2 separate regions of the Homo sapiens genome follow, and region 2 is linked to region 1. A link is a loop called in an ENCODE intact Hi-C map of the cell type or tissue named here. Cell type or tissue: chondrocyte. All regions are shown on one strand. Links, peaks and the distances in the headings refer to the core of each region. The heading gives the core; the rest is flanking DNA. Region 1 has its middle 67 kb from the start of MAP3K21. Region 2 has its middle 110 kb from the start of SLC35F3.

Region 1 (2,819 bases), core at 228-2,727:
TGTCAGTAACCAGTTTTTGGCTGTGCCTATAGATGTGAAGTAGGGGTATCTCTTGCTGGGAGGTGAAGCCGGCTGGGCTTCTGGGTCGGGTGGGGACTTGGAGAACTTTTCTGTCTAGCTAAAGGACTATAAACACACCAATCAGTGCTCTGTGTCTCACTAAAGGTTTGTAAATGCACCAATCAGCACTCTGTAAAAACGCACCAATCAGCACTCTGTGTCTAGCTAAAGATTTGTAAACACACCTGTCAGCACGCTGTAAAAACGGACCAATCAGCAGGACGTGGGCGGGGCCAAATAAGGGAATAAAAGCTGGCCACTAGAGCCAGCACCGGCAACCCGCTCGGGTTCTCTTCCATGCTGTGGAAGCTTCGTTCTTTCACTCTTCATAGTAAATCTCGCTGCTGCTCACTGTTTGGGTCCGCACTACCTTTATGAGCTGTAACACTCACTGTGAAGGTCTACAGCTTCACTTCTCAAGTCAGCGAGATCACGAACCCTCTGGGAGGAAGAAACAACTCCAGAGGCGGCACCTTTAAGAGCTGCAACACTCACTGCGAAGGTCTGCGGCTTCATTCCTGAAGTGAGCGAGACCATGAACCCACCAGAAGGAGGAAACTCCGGGCACATCTGAACATCTGAAGGAACAAACTCCGGACACACCATCTTTAAGAAGTGTAACACTCACCGCGAGGGCCTGCGGCTTCGTTCTTGAAGTCAGAGAGACCAAGAACCCACCGGAAGGAACTAATTCCAGACACATTGCCACTGAGTAAATAGCGTGTTGAGAGTGTGTGTTGTGTGCTCCCAGTGTCCAGTATAAGACACAGCCTGTGACCAGTTTTCATTTATAAAATGACTATTAGAGGACATTTCTTAAGCAGGTACTATTTTTAGATGGGTTGTTGAGTGCAGCAGGGAAGTCCGCTTTCATCCTCTGTCTGAGGGTGATGGGCCACCTACTACTTGAAACATTTTGGTTCACTTCCACCTAGGCTGAATTTGGAGATCTAACCTAGCTGGGAAACTCCTTCCCTACTCAGAACAGATGTACAGAAAAGATACGTTTATAAACACCTCCCTGTTGTTTCTGTGTAAATATTACTGAAAAACCACTTCCTTTGCTCCCCTCATCTTTCCAGTATCTTTCTAAATCACTTCCACTGTTATTATGCTCTTTTCTTCTAAGGCTATAAATTCGGCTGCAATTCAAATAATCCACTGTGTTGGGCTTCCTTGTCTGTGAAGTAATATGAATGGAGTGCCATCTAGTGATCAGAAAGAAGACAGCAGAAACCCAGCCCAAAGGGTTCCACAGGAGTCTTTCATGTTTGCAAACAGATATGTTGAGTTTGGGTGATAAAGAGATGGGAGGAACAATTATTACCAAATTCACGAAATCATGTTTGCCGTTCTATAAATGCCTACCTGTTTCAGAGAAAAAGACTTGGCTATTTGAAAAATTCAATACCTGTTAAGCAATAAGACCTACACATTTTTCCAGTTTTTACACAACCATGGGTCACTATGGCTCACATGATCAAATGTAAGTAAAAAAACTTATTGGTCTTTTGACAGAATCTTTTTTTCAAACAAATAACATTTTCCTATAGATTTATGCAATACATTTAAATTTGTATTTTCTGTAGAAAACATTTCTTAATAGAATACACTAAAACTTTTTGGAGAGGGTATATTAGAATATGTTCTGGCTTTTTGACATTTAGAGTGATAAAATTGTAACTCCTGGGTCCTTGTCAGTAGTCCAGATTTTGGCTATTTTTATAGATGTGACATAGCAGTATCTCTTGCTACTAAGCAACTACTGCCAGGCTAGACTAACACCAGGAGGGACATGACATTGCTGACAGAGATCCTGCAGCCATCTGTAGGCAGCAGATGGGGTGGGGCAAGGTGGCCACTGAGGCCTGGAAAATTAATCACTATGTCTGAGGTCAAATGATGATCAAATAAAATATTGGTTCTCTGACCTATAGTTTTGGGGAATGGGGAATTTTAAATATGGTGTGTGCAGTATGCTCGCTCTCTCTGTACACTTGAGAAAAGAACAGGAAGGAGAAAAAGTAAGGAGTGATAGCATGATCTAAATCATGGTGTCATATTTCTGGATTGACATTGCCCCCTTGGGATTTTGTAGGTAGGTGGAGCTCCATAGGGCTGCTGCTTTTAATAAACCCGATGCACACCTAGCTTCTCTTCCCACTTCCACTTAGCGGGGACATTAAGTGCTGATAGCTCCAGGGAGTGGCATAATTCTTAGATAATATTAGCCCAAAAATTTTTGCTATGAATTAAGAAAAGTATTTGAGAAGTTTGATGTGATCTTCACTGCTTTCTACTTTCTGAGTCTTTCTTACCCACAAGTTATCATTCCTCTTTGCATCTCCTCTGGTTCTTTTTACTCTTTCCAAAAGAGCTTTCCTCAGTGTTTTTCTCTTTACATTCTTTCCCTGAGCTATTTAACATCTTCAACGATCACCAAAATTCCGATGACTCCAGAATCTCTGTCCAAGTCCGACTTCTGTCTCAAATTCCAGCTCCACCTGGAATTTGCTCGTTGGATACCTGTAACTTTTTCCACCATTCAGAACTGCAGACGTTGCCTGTCCAAAACCGAGCACCAATCTCCTCATGTTTCCTTTCCTGTGGGTGGCCCAGAATCTCCCAGCTGACTCAGCATTCTGCCCTAATGAACCTCTTGTTCTTTGCTTTCCACAGCCAGTTGTGCTGTTTGGAGATTGAGCGGTTCCTCTCACATACCCCAGTCCTCTTTATTCTTGCTAGAAAAGCTGATTAAA
Region 2 (2,819 bases), core at 286-2,785, 400 kb before region 1:
TGGAGTGCTGTGGCACGATCTGGGCTCACTGCAATCTCTGCCTCCCAGGTAAAAGTGATTCTCCTGCCTCAGCCTCTTGAGTAGCTGGGATTACAGGCAAGCGCCACCATGCCTAGCTAATTTTTATATTTTTGTAGAGACGGGGTTTCACCATGTTGGCCAGATGGTTTCGATCTCCTAACCTTGTGATCCACCCGCCTTGGCCTCCCAAAGTGCTGGGATTACAGGTTTGAGCCACTGCGCCTGGCCCTTACGTCCAATTTCTAAAAACTGCTTTTGTTGTTGTTATTATTGGTTGGAGTGTTTTTGTTTGTTTGTTTTTGTTTGTTTGTTTTGCTTGATTTTAAGAAATGCATTTTGGTTATCTGGTCACATATCCCAATGCATTTGACCAATTACATGACTCGAGTCCTTAGAAAGTATCTTAAAAGACTGACCCCTGCACAAGACATTTAAGGAAGGACTTAGAACATAAGGAAATGTGGCTGTTGTCAAGGCAGTGTGAGCACTGCGCAAACTCTGACAAAGGACATGCCACTCGGCCAGTCATCTGTTTCAGAAAATGGCTTGGGGAAGAGTTTATGTATTTACAAATCTCTGCTGAGTAATAAAAGGAGCAAGCGGTGCACAGTATATGGAGCTGAATAAATAACACTGAAGCGAGGAGGGCAGAGCCCATAAAGTGTGCCACCTTATGTCACGGGAGCCACTGCTGGCTTTGCTAATTTATGATTGTTCGTGAAGCATCAAGGACACATGGCTGGGCTGCCTTGGAGGCAATGTGGATTCTGCAGCATCTGGTATGTGGAGGGAGAGACACAAAACATCAAAAGCCTTATGCAGAACTTTAGTGCCAGGTTGGACAGAACACACATTTCAACATCTCCATTCACACGTGATGTGCATTCACTTTGTTTGAATGCTGAAAATTACCACTTACTTCTGCCTTGTTGCACTTAGTTCAAAAGCACGTGACATAAGCATGTTATATTATCCTCTATTCTGGATCAATGACCAACTCAGACCCAAGGGCATAAATTAGAATTTTGCATTCCCATTTATATTATGTTCAAATTGTGACCTCTATTTTTAAAAAGTGAAATAATTTTAAAAAAAATCCAAGAAAGTTGAACTCCAAATTTGACTGTTTTTACTGTTAAATGACATGGTATGGTTTTCCTACCATTGACTCTGAAATCTTAAATAACTGGCCATTTAAAGCATGTCCATCCTTACTCACTAGGATGCGGAATAGCTGTCATCCCCTATGGCATTATCTGAACATCTGTGTTATGCTCCTGCAGTGCCACTAGAGGGAGCACAAGTTAGCTAACATACCCTGTTCTCAGCACTTGGCATCTTCGAAGATGCTCACAATTTGACTGGGGAGGACATAGCATGCATCCATCTTGGCACCTGTTCTGCAAAAATACTGAGTGAACTGGAAAAGAACTAGGTCACAGGACTCGAAGGACATCACTCTCCATCGGAGTGCCCTTCATTCCTGGAAATTCCAGGGCACATCAAGAGCTGACAGCAAGATGATACAGGGCTGTATCATCCGGTTAAGGAGTTTTAGGGCAGAGCATCCAGAGACACACAGGCCTCAAGAAGGGCAATGTGTCCAATTACCCTTTCCTGGGGTGGGGGTGGGGGTATGGATTCTGATGTGGAATCCAGCAAGCACCTTTGGAGAGAAGCGTAGTAGAGAAAGGGAGGTGTGAATGTATGTGTGTGTGTAGAGCAGGACACAAACTCTCTGATTGATGCGGTTCTTTCTGATGTCTCTTGTCAGATCAGCAACCAGGAAACATCTCCTGAAGTCTAACAACCGGAAAGAGTTTTCCAGTGAGAGCAGCAGCAGGGAAGCCTTTTGTTTGTTTGTTTTTAAACAATAGGTTCCTAGGAAATACCATCTACACTAATTTGGTGAAATTGATAAGTAATTTTTTTCTCCCAGGAAGAAAATAGAATGTCCAGGTTATGTTATCACTTTCTCGTCTATTTTCTACTAAGGAGGATCCCTCTTTTTTTATACTCAAATTAGACTGCAGAGTATGTTAGAATTCCCTAAAAGGATCTTGATGGTTTAAAAAAGGAGCCCAGAAAGTCCATTTTAGGGGCAGTACCTCTTTGGGAAGGCATTTTTTCGTTTAGCCATCACTTACAAAGTGCAGACTATATGCCAGTTGGATAAGACGCTCTTCAGGGGCAGGCAGACAGATAATTCAGTGTCTGGTATGTGGGAGCCACTCAGTAAGTGTTTGTTAAATGAATGAATGAGTGAACAAATGAATGAATGTCCTGATAGAAGAAAGTACAGACTGCTGAGGAATCATGAAAGAGAGATACATAACTTTTGCTGGGGTAGGAGGCACTGTGACTCTTGGGGGAAGCTAAGGCCTGAGCTGAGTCCTGAAGGCTGACTGCAAGGTGGGGATCAGGGGAGATGGGGGTGGTCGGAAGAGGTGGGGTGGGGAATTCTCGGCAAAGGGAGCAGTGTATCCATAGTGCTGAGATGTGAGGGAAAAAGTACCTTGAGGAAATCACAGGTAACTTAGGATAATGGGGACAGAGAGTTGAGCAAAAGATTACAGAGGTCTTCAGTAGCAGAATGAACTTCTAGGTAAGTTTGACATTGGATAGCATTCATAATAGTAATAGCAAACCACAGACTCAGTACTGGAGGCTTTATGCATATTAAAGCCTCACAAACCTCACAAAATTGAGATGGAGTTTTGCTCTTGTTGCCCATGCTGGAGTGCAATGGCACGATCTCGGCTAATTGCAACCTCTGCCTCCTGGGTTGAGGCGATTCT

What was found. Hi-C counts contacts between places; a loop is a spot of excess contacts. Peaks named below come from ENCODE experiments on the same cell type or tissue, not always from the same donor. Only the 100,000 strongest peaks of a DNase experiment are listed, where the experiment ranks them.
Region 2: a loop joins it to region 1, with 8 times the contacts of the local background. A loop is called at or near these places in 23 of 110 quality-filtered maps.

What each region holds. Positions count from the first base shown.
Region 1 is chr1:233,393,509-233,396,327 of GRCh38, reverse strand. No RefSeq gene overlaps it. Among named protein-coding and RNA genes, the nearest start is that of MAP3K21, 67 kb to the right of the region's middle. In chondrocyte, for the core only: a CTCF peak has its summit at 1,272 (motif pointing left); no DNase peak of the experiment used is centred there.
Region 2 is chr1:233,789,781-233,792,599 of GRCh38, reverse strand. No RefSeq gene overlaps it. Among named protein-coding and RNA genes, the nearest start is that of SLC35F3, 110 kb to the left of the region's middle. In chondrocyte, for the core only: CTCF peaks have their summits at 1,115 and 1,314 (motif pointing right); no DNase peak of the experiment used is centred there.